Linked DNA regions of Homo sapiens: region 2 is linked to region 1. A link is an interaction called in ENCODE POLR2A ChIA-PET data of the cell type or tissue named here. Cell type or tissue: GM12878. All regions are shown on one strand. Each heading gives the region's core, and the rest is flanking DNA. Links, peaks and the distances in the headings are about the cores only.

Region 1 (7,961 bases), core at 1,815-6,814:
TGTGTTGGGTGTGTGTATTTAGTGGTGTGTGTACTTTTGGGGTACGTGTATTTTGGTTGTGTGTGTGTGTATTTTGGGTGTACTTACCTGTGTATTTTGGGTGTATGTCCGTGTGTGTATTTTGTATATGTGTGTGTTTTGGGTGTATGTGTATTTGGGGTGTGTGTATTTGGGGTATGGGTGTATTTTGGGTGTGTATTTTGGAGTGTGTGTATTTTTGGGTGTGTGTGTGTATTTTGGGGGTGCATGTGTGTATTTTGGGTGGGTAGGTGTGTGTATTTTGGGGGCGTGTGTGTATTTTGGGTATATGTGCGTATGTGTTTATTTTGTGTATGTGTGTGTTTGTGTTTTGGGTGTGCATGTATATACCTGCCCATGTAGGTGCTCTCCAGAATGAGTTCATCAAACCGTTACGTGGAGCGGGATTTCGGGGGAAATGTTACTGTCATCTTTATACTTTAGGTATCATTTAACAATGATAAATGGGAAGACAAACTGGAATAATGTTGGTTGTGGTTCGCAGTATATTGTGTGACATTGGTGTGAGAGGACTGGCATGTGCCTGGGTGGAATTAACATGACTGTGATTTTTAGGTGATTAAGGCTGCAGAAGACAGTGCGTTGCAGTATATGAACTTCATGAATGTCATCTTTGCAGCACAGAAACAGGTGAACTGAGAGCCTGCCGTTTAAAGTATTTGTTTCATAACGAAGGAGTCAATTTCATTTTTTGAATGCTCTACTCTGAGGTATTCTGACTACGTAGGCTTATGAATGGGCAAGGAATCCAGAATCTGTATTATGTTCTAGTCTTTTCTCTATTTTGGGTCCTGGACCACTTGAGAATCTGATGCATTCCCAAAACAATATGCACTCAACCACAGTTTTGCATAGAGTTTCATGGTATTCAGGTAACCTTTAGCCCATCCTTGGACCCCATGCCAAGAATCCCTGGTTTGACAGTTTGCTGTATAAACCTTGCATCAGTTTCTTTATCTTGTTGCTGTGGCGAAGCTGTAAAAATTCAGTATTTTTACTTTGCAAAGAGCTGAAATGTTCAGATGAAGTATAATACATTTTCTTCTTTGGTGTGTTTATGAAGAAAGAAAACCTCCTTAAAATTTCAGTTTTAATGTAAAATGCTGCTATAGCCATGCATAATGTTCTCTGTTGTGGAGTGGCAGCATGATGTAGTGAAAAGAGCCTGGACTTTGGAGACATGCCGAGTGGGGTGACAGCTTTCTCACCCGCTGGCTCTGTGACCACAGCCCAGCCATGTCCTGGGTGCTTCAGCTGCCAAATGCAAATATCTGCCGTGCAGAGTCACGTTGCATATTGAGTGAGCTATTTTAAGCATAGAGTATGGCATGTAGTAGGTTCTCAGTATAGGGTAATCATTATTGTTATTATTCCTGTAATATTTTCAAAATGTTTCTTTTAGAATATTTTGATTGATGCCTGTGTTTTAGACTCCGACTCAGGGCTCCTCCAACAGGTATGTTTTAAAACCATGCTTTGTGTCGGTGGTTATGACAATTAGTGATTTTTATATTGATTACAATTTAAAATGAAAGCTTTGGGTATATTGGGTTAAATAAAATATGTTATTCAGCCTAATTTTATCTATGTCTTTCCCCCTTACGTATGGAGCTACTGGAAAATTTTAAATTACATATTGCTTGCGTTATATTTCCGTTGGGCAGCACTAAAAGACAAAAACTGAATTTTACTTTAACCCGAAAGGGAAACAAAACCCTAAAGTAAGTCTGAAGAAATTACTGAGTTTTTGTTAGATGTTTTTTGGCCACAAATGTTGTTTCCTAAAGGATCAGTTACAAGCACAAAACTATGACAAACCCTGAATTTAGGTTACTGCTGGGGATGAAGGATGGGGAGAGCGAGGTCCAATGGGAAAATTTACATGCTTCAAAGGCTCTGAGATTGTACTGTTTCTTCAGCTTGATCGTAGGTATATGATGTTCATTTTATTATTTAAACCATACTTACACATTATGTATACAGACTCTTGTACATATTATATTTCAGTAGTAAAAATTCAAAAAGTTTGAATTCATTTTTTAGCAACACATTTCAGTCTACACATTGTCTATTAACTCCAAGACGATCTTGTCTCTGCCATGAATTCACATACCAGCTCTACCTCCTCAGCCCTCACATTCATTTTTCTAGTCCAGTCCCAGACTCTCCTGAGTTCCAGACTTGCAGAATCAGCCGTGTACGTAGTACCTCCTCTTGGACGTCTGGCAGGCATCTTCAGTGTCATGTGTCAAAAGCAGAGAGCTCTTGGTTTGTCCTCTCAGCCTCTTCCTGCTCCACTGGTAGCCCCATCTCCCTAAGTGGCAGTGCAGTTCACTCAGCAACTCAAGCAAAAACCTGACTCTTCCTTGTCTCTTCTCTTCCCTCCTTTCATAACCATGAGCAAATCCTGTTGATTCTGCCTTTAAAATATATCCTGGCTGAGCTCAGTGGCTCATGCCTATAATCTCAGCACTTGGGAGGCTCAGGCGGGTGGATGGCTTGAGCTCAGAAGTTTAAGACCAGCCTGGGCAACATGGCGAGACACCATCTCTATAAACAATACAAAAAAATTAGCCTATCATGGTGGTGCACGCCTGTAGTCTCAGCTGTTCGGGAGGTGGAGGCAGGAGGATTGCTTGAGCCAGGAGTTCGAAGCTGCAGTCAGCTACGATCATGCCACTGCACTCCAGGGAAACCCTGTCTCCCTCTTAAGAAAAAAAAATGTGAAAGTTGGTTCTCAGAACAGCTGTCAGAATGAAGCTTTCAAAATACAAGATTGGTGCAAAAGTAATTGTGGTTTTTGCCTTTTTTTTTTTTAACAGTAAACACTGCAATTACTTTTGCACCAACCTAATATAAATTAGAACCTGTTGCTCACTTGCTTAAAACCCTCCCATAGCCTAGCATCATACGTTGACTAAAACCCAGAGTCAGGGCCTGCCAGGGCCTTCCAGATGCTGCTTGCTGAGGCTCCTGGGAACCTTTTGCCCCGCATCTTCCACACTCTCCCTCTTCAGTCCGGCCCCACCGCCCCCTTGCTATTGCCTGAAACAGGCCTGCTTCGGCCAGAGGGGCGCTGCACTTTCTGTTCTCTCTGCTCGCAAGCTCTTCCCGCAGGTGTTTGCATGGCCTACTCCCTGCCTGCCTTCACGTCTCTACTTCTGTGCCACCTCCTCAGAGAAGCCTTCCCTGACCACCATTGTTAGTGTTACTCCCTCTCCCCTTAGCCTACTTTATTTTTCTTCATAGAAATGATCATAACCTATAACATTATTTTTGCATTTACTTACCTGATTTACTCTCTGCCTTCTCCACTAGAACCTTAACTTCATGAGGATGGACACTGTGATGTTTACTGCTGTAACCCTGCACAGTGCTCTAAAACAGTTGTTAAATGTGTAAATGAATCTAACGGACCAACTGAACCAGGACTGTACTATCAGAGGAGCCTCAGGGTCCTAGGATCGGAGCTAGGGTTTTCAGTGTAAATGGAAGCACTGCTGTGTTAAAGCGAGAAAGCTGTGTTTATGAAATGAATAGATGAATGATTGTTGGGAAAAACTATTAACATGGACAGGAAACCTTAGTGTCAGCAACCAGGAGAGCTTGAGTGTTTTGTGTCTTTGGAAAACTCTGAAGATAGCAAAAGTTTGGAAAAAGAGGACCAAATTCAAAAGAGTTTTATTTTTATTTTATTTTATTTTATTTTTAGACAGAGTCTTGCTCTTGCCCAGGCTGGAATGCAGTGGCATGATCATGGCTCACTGCAGCCTTATCCTCCCCAGCTCAAATGATCTTCCCACTCAGTCTCCCAAGTATCTGGGACCACTGGCATGCACTACAATGCCTGGCTAATTTTTTAATTTTTTGAGACAGTTTCACTCTTGTTGCCCAGGCTGGAGTGCAATGGTACGATCTCGGTGCACTGAAACCCCAACTCCTGGGTTCAAGCGATTCTCCTGCCTCAGCCTCCCAAGCGGCTGGGATTACAGGTGCCCGCCACTACGCCCAGCTAATTTTTGTATTTTTAGTAGAGACAGGGTTTTATACTCTATTGGTTAGGCTGGTATCGAACTCCTGACCTCAAGTGATCCGCGATTACAGGCGTGAGCCACCGCGCCCGGCCTAATTTTTTAAATTTATTGTAGAGACAGGGTTTCACTATGTTGCTCAGGCTGGTCTTGAATTCCTGGGCTCAAACAGTCCTGAAGCCTTGGCCTCCCAAAGTGCTGGGATTACAGGCATGAGCCACTGCACCTGGACAAAAAAGTGTTATTTCTTAAAGAGAACAGAATAAAGCCATCTCACAGTTTCTTTTTACATAATAAAATTAACAAAATACAATGAAAACAAATCTCATAAAAATTAAAAATTTTTGTGCTTCCAAGGGCACTATCAAGAAAGTAAAAAGACAACTGGGAGAGATATTTGCAAATGATGTATCTGATAAAGGGACTAGTATTCTGATTATATAAAGAACTCTTAAAATTCAAAAATAAGACAAATAACTCATTTCAAAGTGGGCCAAGGATTGAACAGCTATTTCTCCAAAGATCTGCAAATGGCCAAGAAGCACATGAAAAGATGCTTAATATCATTACCGACCAGGGAAGTGCAAATCAAAACCACAATGAGCTATTACTTCACTCCACTAGGACACATGTAATCAAAAAGTCAGCTAATAATAAATATTGGTGAGGATATAGAGAAATTGGATCCCTCCTACATTGCTGCTGGAAATGTAAAATGGTATAGCCACTTCAGGAAACAGTTCAGAACTTCCTCGAAAAGTTAAGCATAGAATTACCATGTGACTGGGGAAACCCCGTCTCTACTAAAAATACAAAAATTAGCCAGGCATGGTGGCGCATGCCTGTAATCCCAGTTACTGGGGAAGCTGAGGCAGGAGAATCACTTGAACCCAGGAGGCAGAGGTTGGAGTAAGCCGAGATTGTGCCACTGCACTCCAGCCTGGGCGACAGAGCAAGACTCTGTCAAAATATAAAAATAAAAATAAAATAATAATAATCTGCAGTGTCATATCCTCCTCTGATTTTGTAGGCCCAAGGCATTGCTCATGAGAACCTCATTCCTCTGGAAACCCTAGGTAAGTGCGAGTTTGGCAGCAAGCCGCCTGTGTCTTGCAGGCTTGTGACATCACGGGAGGACTGTACCTGAAGGTGCCTCAGATGCCTTCTCTTCTGCAGTATTTGCTGGTAAGGAGACAGCAGCGGCGACCCTGATGCCTGGAGGGAAGGATGACCTCTGTGTCCTGGGAAAGGAATGGAAGCAAGATGGCTGGTGCTAGTACTCAGGAGAAGGGAATAAATGGAGGCCTTGGAGTTCCAAGGCCTAGAAGGGTGGGCTTCATGTTATTTTTTTCCCATGTTTTAAATAAAAGTTTCTTTTGTTTGTTTGTTTTACAGTGGGTGTTTCTTCCCGATCAAGATCAGAGATCTCAGTTAATCCTCCCACCCCCAGTTCATGTTGACTACAGGGCTGCTTGCTTCTGTCATCGAAATCTCATTGAAATTGGTTATGTCTGTTCTGTGTGTTTGTCAAGTAAGTTAATGTACCTAGTTTTTCTTTTTTTTCTATGTTGGGGGGCAGGAAAACAGTTTCTCAGCTGTGTTGTTTTTCAGCCACCCTATTGTTTCTTTTTTTTTTTAATTTACAGTATTCTGCAATTTCAGCCCCATTTGTACTACGTGCGAGTAAGTATCTTTGAGATTGTGTGGGTGGCTAATACTTCACAGCTCTAGAACATTAAAAAATGTTTTCCTCTCTGTAATTTCAGGACAGCCTTTAAAATTTCTCTGCCTCCAGTGCTGAAAGCCAAGAAAAAGAAACTGAAAGTGTCTGCCTGAGGATAAAATATTTTCCCCATCTTTTAGAGCTGTTAATAGAAATTATATAGCAGATTCTTTGTTGGGAAGACTGAAAAAAATAAAGATAGGTATAGGATAATTTTTAATATGGTGACCTTACAGAAAATATTTCCCAAACATCCTTTTCATCCTGTGCTTCTGGAGGACTGATTTGTTTGAGGGAATCATTCTATGCATTATATCCTAAAATATTCTATGACTGGTTTCTGTCCATGTTTGTGGCTTTCATTTTTTTAATGGGATGACTATTAGTCAAAGTCAGCTTGTCATGACTCATCATAGGCTTTCTAACCTACTCCCTGAATCCGGGTCCTCATTGTGAAATGCATGCCATACGAAATTTGAACGTAGCTTTGGAAAAAGGGACTATTTGTGGAGTAATGGCATTAATCAACATAGAACATCTTATTTGAATCAACAGTTAACTTCAGTAGTCATGTGAATAAAATTCTTATTGTCTAAATTGAGACAGCCTCAGATATTTGCAGATATTTACTTTTTGTCTGATATCAGTACATATTTGGACAAAGTCATCTAAATAATAGTTTGTCACCAAATAACTACAAAATCTCATTTTAAATGAGTAAGGAGAACGTGTACAGAAGCAAATTTTCTTCAAAATAGTTGTGGGAAGAGCTTATATGTGAAAGCTTATGACTGGTTTTGAGGGAGAACTTACTGGAGAAAATGGACTCTATGTTAAGTATGGTTTTCAGATAGAATTCTTTCCTTTTTTAATGAGGAAAAAAAATCCACATTAATATTGAAACTGCACCTGTAATCCCAGCACTTTGGGAGGCTGAGGACAGAGGATTGCTTGAGCCCAGGAGTTCGAGAGCAGCCTGGGCAGCAAAGTGAGACCCCATCTCTACTAAAAATTTAAATGTATTTATTAAAACTGTTCTCTAGAAGCTTTGGACTGAATCCCAAAAGTGTTTATAAGTTCAAAAGCAAAAGTATTTGTAATTTCAACAACAAAAAATGTATTTCTTTATGTAATCTTGAAATTATTAAAAGTCCTTTTAGCTTCTAGCACATATTTGTACAAAGAGTTTAAGGAATGGTGGCTGGTTTGGTTTGTTTTTTAAAAATGTTTACTGACGAGGCCGGGCGTGGTGGCTCACCCCTGCAATCCCAGCACTTTGGGAGGCCGAGGCAGGCAGATCACAAGGTCAGGAGTTCAAGATCAGCCTGGCCAGTATGGTGAAACCCTGTCTCTACTAAAAATAGAAAAATTAGCCATGCGAAGTAGCAGGTGCCTGTAGTTCCAGCTACTCGGGAGGCTGAGGCAAGAGAATTGCTTGAATCCAGGAGGCAGAGGTTGCAGTGAGCCAAGATAGCGCCTCTGTACTCCAGCCTGGGTGACAGAGCGAGACTCTGTATCAAAAAAAAAAAAGATCGGGCACGTTGGCTCACGCCTGTAATCCCAGCACTTTGGGAGGCCAAGGTGGGTGGATCACGAGGTCAGGAGTGATCAGGCTGGGTTTCTGTTTTGTTTTGTTTTGTGAGACAGAGTCTCGCTCTGTTGCCCAGGCTGGGGTGCAGTGGTGCAAGCTCGGCTCTCTGCAAGCTCTGTCTCCTGGGTTCACGCCATTCTCCTGCCTCAGCCTCCCAAGTAGCTGGGATTACTACTCTACTGAACCCATGAGGCAGAAATTTGAGACCATCCTGCCCAACGTGGTGAAAACATGGTGAAACCCTGTCTCTACTAAAAATACAAAAATTAGCTGGGCGTGGTGGCAGGTGCCTGTAATCCCAGCTACTCAGGAGACTGAGGCAGGAGAATTGCTTGAACCCAGGAGGTGGAGGTTGCAGTGAGCCAAGATCAAGATTGCGCCATTGCACTCCAGCCTGGGCGACAAGAACAAAACTCTGTCTCAAAAAAAAAAAAAAAAAAAAAGTCTGTACTGATAAAACCCATTGTGTACAAAACTTTGTATGTAAGGAAGATTTTAATTTTCTCTTTATACAAGCTGAGTCATATTTAAATAATTTGATGTTGGCTTAGATAATTTCAGATAGATTTTATATTCT
Region 2 (5,000 bases), core at 1-5,000, 96 kb after region 1:
TTTTTGAGACTGGAGTCTTCGTCTGTTGCCCAGGCTGGAGTGCAGTGGCACTATCTCAGCTTACTGCAACCTCTGCCCTCCGGGTTCAAGCAATTCTCTTGCCTCAGCCCTCAAATAGGGGGACTACAGGCGCCCGCCACCACGCCCTGCTAATTTTTGTATTTTTTGTAAAAGACGGGGTTTTGCCATGTTGCACAGGCTGGTCTTGAACTCCTGACCTCAGGTGATTCACCTGCCTCGGCTTCCCAAAGTGCTGTGATTACAGGTGTGAGCCACTGTGCCTAGCCTAAAGAACTTTTTTATTCTCAAAGAGCTGAATCATTAAGAGAAACAAAGAAACTATACAAGTTTGGTTTTGTCACAACCTTGTGGTTTTACAGGCACTGACTCTGTGCTCTTTTGGTTGTTAGAGTGGCTACACACTTATAAGGAAAGATAGTGAGGAAGAAGTTTCATTGCTGGGAAGCCAAGATATAGAAGAGGGAAATCACCAGGTGGAAGATGGATGTAGAGAAATGGCGTGTGAAGAGGTAAATCTTTTCAACTGCTATTGATAAACTTAGATAAGTAACCAAGCTTCCATAGAGATAATCATGTTAAGATAATATTTAATCATCTTAAAAAATGGTTAAGAAAATGGGACTTCCAGCCTCCACAACTATGAGAAACCAGCGCTTTCCAAATGCTGTTTGATGATAGAGTTGGTGGCATTATATGAGTTCGGGTCATTTTGTCCTTTCACTTCGCCAGTGGGATTTCTGCTGTTATATTAAGAGTTATGATTGGAGTGACTTAAGGTGCCATGAACATTGCTTTCAGAAGCTTCTTGGGTCAGTCAGAACTTTTCCATAGTTGCAAGAAATAGAGACCCAGTTTTTTCTGATTGCGAAGGGATTTTACTGGCTCATGGCAGGACAGAGGTAGAGTTGGTTTCAGGATAATTACAGTTTTGGGGTCTCCAATTCCAAGAGGCCTTGGTTGGCTTTTTTTCTTTGTAAGTTTTCTTTATATTGTGAAGTCAGTTGGCCCCATGATGCTAGAACCATGGTCACAAGTTGCCCTGGGCTTATTTTTTCAGTCTTTCCATTAGAGAGCAAAGCGCCCTTACCAGCTTGTTACTATTAGGAAAGAATCCCCAAATACCTGCCATCCCTGGACCAGTGACTGCTGCCTCAGTCCCCTTTACGAGTGACCGCTGCCTCAGTCCCCTTCACCAGTGACTGCTGCCTGAGTCCCCTGGACCGGTGTCTGCTCAGTCTCCCTTACCAGTGACCACTGTGTCAGTCCCCTTTACCAGTGACTGCTGCCTGAGTCCCCTGGACCGGTGTCTGCTCAGTCTCCCTTACCAGTGACCACTGTGTCAGTCCCCTTTACCAGTGACTGCTGCCTTAGTCCCCTTTACCAATGACTGCGTTCTCAGTCCCCTGGACCAGTGACTGCTATCTTAGTCCGCTGGGGCTGCCATAACAAAATACCACGGACTGGGTGGCTTCAACAAGAGACTTGTTTCTCACAGCCCCGGAGGCTGGCAGGCCCGGACTGAGATGCTGGCAGGCTGCTTTCCCCTGAGGCCTCCCTGCTCAGCTTGCTGTGTCGGCACAGGGCCTTTCCTCTGTGCCTGCACCCCTGTTTCTCCTGCTCTTCCCAGAAGACAGTAGTCACAGTGGGTCAGGGCCCACCTCCTGACCTCACTCAACCTTGATTACCTCCTCAAAGGTTCTGTCTTCAAATACAGTCACATTGCGGTTAGGGCTTCAGCATAAGACTTTTGGGAACATAATTCAGAGCCAGTGTGGTTGGGGGTACGAGGCTGGACAGGGAAGTAGCGGCTCCCCGCAAAGAACAGAGGTGCAGTCCCAGGAAGACAGCAGAGCATGGCCTCCTTTCTTTTCATGGAAACTTTATTTTGGCCATTTAGTGAGGACCAAACAAAATGTCTTATAATCAACATTTTGTAATTATTATGTAATTTCGTGTTTTAATTCGGGACAATTAATAATTAAGTTCTAGGATCATAGAGAAACAAAAGCAGAGCTGGAAAGCGCATGAGAGTCACCTTGCCTGGTGCTTTGCAGCCCTTTCCCTGTCAGGGGCCCCTTGCATAGTTTTCCCTGGTTGGCTCTACTTAGAATGCTCACATCTAGTGAATCGCAGTCTACTCTTAGGGTTGGTGAATACCTATTTTATCAGTAGATGTTTCATAATTACTGAGACCTGCCCCAGAATCCCATTAGTATAGCAGCTGTGGCCACGGCAGTTCCTCTGGTCTACCTTCTTGGTTTACACAGGGGAGTCTGAGGCGTGCGGTGGGAGTGGGGCTGATGAAGGTGGGGATTTGGGGTGGTAAAGTCTGGTCATGGAGCTGGGTAGTGGCAGAGTGGTGAACAGAGTGCGTCTGGGGTTTCTGTTCCTCACACTCTAGCGTGTTCTTACCAGCATCCAGCCGGCAGCTCTTTCATTGTAATCCTTGAAGTGGAACCCACTTGGCATGTAGAAGTACACATGTAACATCATGACTCTTAACATATGTTGTGTGATCTCTCTCAGTTTAATTTTGGAGAAATATTAATGACCCAAGTAATCCATTCCATCGAGTACTGTCTGGGATGCATCTCCAACACCGCCTCCTACCTGAGGCTCTGGGCGCTTAGCCTGGCTCACGCACGTAAGTTCCTGCTTAGACCTGCAGTTCCCAATGCCCTGTAGTGCCAGCAGACTCAGGGGGCACTGTGGGATATTTTAACTTTGTAACTAATAGTCATAGCACCATCTTTCAGCTGCCACGTGAACTTACACTATTCACTACTTAATACACAGCTCTCTTGGCTATTTCTTTTGGCTGAGGAGTGCTGTGGAAAAATCACAGAGGGAGTCTCTCTGAGGCTGGTCTGGCTTCAGAGCCTGCCCAATTTAAAAAAAAAATCACTGAGACACAAGGGGCTTTGAGAACTGAGACGGCTTGGGAGCCTCTGGTGTAAGCACTTGCTACTGTTGCCATTACTGTTTCTGTTAGTAGTTATTTCATTCACTGCTGCCTTACCAAGTGTGAATATCTGTTTATTTCAAGCAAGTCCTGCCACAGCACTCATGGGTAGCCTTGATCACAGGAGTCCTCCCTTTGCACAATTCCAGTAATGCACACATGTTAGTTTCCACAGTGTAGTTAACACCTGTTCCCCAGCAGCATGGTTCCCATTTCAGTCACCACAGTACCTAGCCGTGCAGTTAGGTGCAGGTGCATTTACCAGCCTACGTGCGGCAGGTGTCGTGATGAAGATGCTGATAACCCACCAGTGGTGCTCGGCAATGTTTCAGGACGTTGAAGGTTTGTGCAAAGGGTGCAATGTTGCAAGTGGGTTCAGACGTAGAAAAGAATAGGACAGGCCAGGCACAGTGGCTCACACCTGTAATCCCAGCACTTTGGGGGGCCCGAGGCAGGTGGATCACCTGAGGTCAGGAGTTTGACACCAGTCTGACCAGCATGGCAAAACCATCTCTACTAAAAATACAAAAATTAGCTGGTTGTGGTGGCGGGCGCCTGTAGTCCCAGCTACTCAGGAGGCTGAGGCAGGAGAATTGATTGAACTTAGGAGGCGGAGGTTGCAGTGAGCCAAGATCACATCACTGCATTCCAGCCTGGGTGACAGACCGAGACTCTGTCTCAAAAAAAAAAAAAAGCTAAAAAAAAAAAAAAATAGGACAATTTGGCAAGTATTAGGAAAGATGCTTGCTCTGCATCAGGTCACCCAGCTTGCCAATTTACACAGCAGGAACCAAGCACTGTTCAAACTACCCTAATAAACTTTTTTTTTTTTTTAAATAACAGACAAAAGACTTTAATACTCAGTGCTTCTAATGTTTCAAAGATAGATTTACCATTTTTTCATTTCCCTATATTTTTTGTTAAAACATTAATAACTCTCTTATTAGCTGGGTGCTGTGGCTCACGCCTGTAATCCCAGCACTTTGGGAGGCCTAGGCGGGCGGATCATGAGGTCAGGAGATCGAGACCATCCTGGCTAACACGTGAAACCCTGTCTCTACTAAAAATACAAAAAATTAGCCGGGCGTGGTGGCGGGCGCCTGTAGTCCCAGCTACTCAGGAGGCTGAGGCAGGAGAATGGTGTGAACCCGGGAGACAGAGCTTGCAGTGAGCCGAGATCATGCCACTGCACTCCAGCCTGGGCGACAGAGCGAGACTCTGTCTCAAAAAAAAAAAAAAAAAAACCGAAAAACAACTCTCTTATTGTTGGCCAACAATATAGCCAACAATAAGAGAGTTTTTAATGTTTTAACAACAATTTTAAAGGCCACAGAGCAAACCATTTTTCCCATGGATTAATAGGGATGCTTCGGATGGTTTTGATTGCAAGGTCTTTACTGTGCAAAGCAAGCACTGCCTGTGCTTGTGGAAACCACCGGACAAGAGGGTGTCTTTTTTTTTTTTTTTTTTTTAGTTAAAAAAAAATGCTTATGTTTTTATAAGCATAGCCAAAGGTCTGGAATTTTGTGGCTGGAGGGGCCCTGTCTCGTTCATCTCCATTTTGCAGAGGTGGTGACTGAAGCCACTGAGTGTCGGTGCTTTACTCATGGTCATCCAGTTGATCCCTCAGTGGCAGAACCAGGCCTGGGAGCCTGTTTCTGGCTGCCTGGTCCAGTGCGCTTTGGGAGGTCACAACCCAAACCTAGTCTGGGGCAAGACCTCCCTTTGGGAGATGGCCTCTGATATTTTTGGAGCACCAGGTCTTCCTTAGTGTTTGAGACCGTCTCGGAGCTGACTGGCTTTCACATGAGAAACAGTTGGGTCTGTGTTACATGTGTGTCTATTATTTTATGGGATAATAGTTCAGGGCCGTCAGGGGGAAACTCAGTCCAGGTAGCTCACAGAGGGACCCACTGTACATAAGCGAGCATGACCTGTGCAGGCTGCACTCCTTTGCAGAGTTGTCTGATGTCCTGTGGGCCATGCTGATGCGCGTGGGCCTCCGCGTTGACACCAC

Evidence for each region. Peaks named below come from ENCODE experiments on the same cell type or tissue, not always from the same donor. Only the 100,000 strongest peaks of a DNase experiment are listed, where the experiment ranks them.
Region 2: POLR2A ChIA-PET joins it to region 1 with 7 read pairs; 3 of 35 experiments call an interaction of 5 or more read pairs at or near these places.

The regions. Positions count from the first base shown.
Region 1 is chr12:123,654,330-123,662,290 of GRCh38, forward strand. GTF2H3 (general transcription factor IIH subunit 3) reads left to right here. Exons shown (of 13, transcript NM_001516.5): 8 at 595-669; 9 at 1,442-1,495; 10 at 5,187-5,255; 11 at 5,466-5,601; 12 at 5,717-5,753; 13 at 5,837-7,961. The coding sequence ends at 5,906. Among named protein-coding and RNA genes, the nearest start is that of TCTN2, 13 kb to the right of the region's middle. RefSeq lists an enhancer at 5,009-6,208. In GM12878, for the core only: no CTCF peak of the experiment used is centred there; no DNase peak of the experiment used is centred there; H3K27ac peaks cover 2,308 bases.
Region 2 is chr12:123,751,873-123,756,872 of GRCh38, forward strand. It overlaps ATP6V0A2 (ATPase H+ transporting V0 subunit a2), which reads left to right. Exons shown (of 20, transcript NM_012463.4): 17 at 411-530; 18 at 2,548-2,665; 19 at 4,943-5,000. Among named protein-coding and RNA genes, the nearest start is that of DNAH10, 7.9 kb to the right of the region's middle. In GM12878, for the core only: no CTCF peak of the experiment used is centred there; a DNase peak (open chromatin) is centred at 2,339.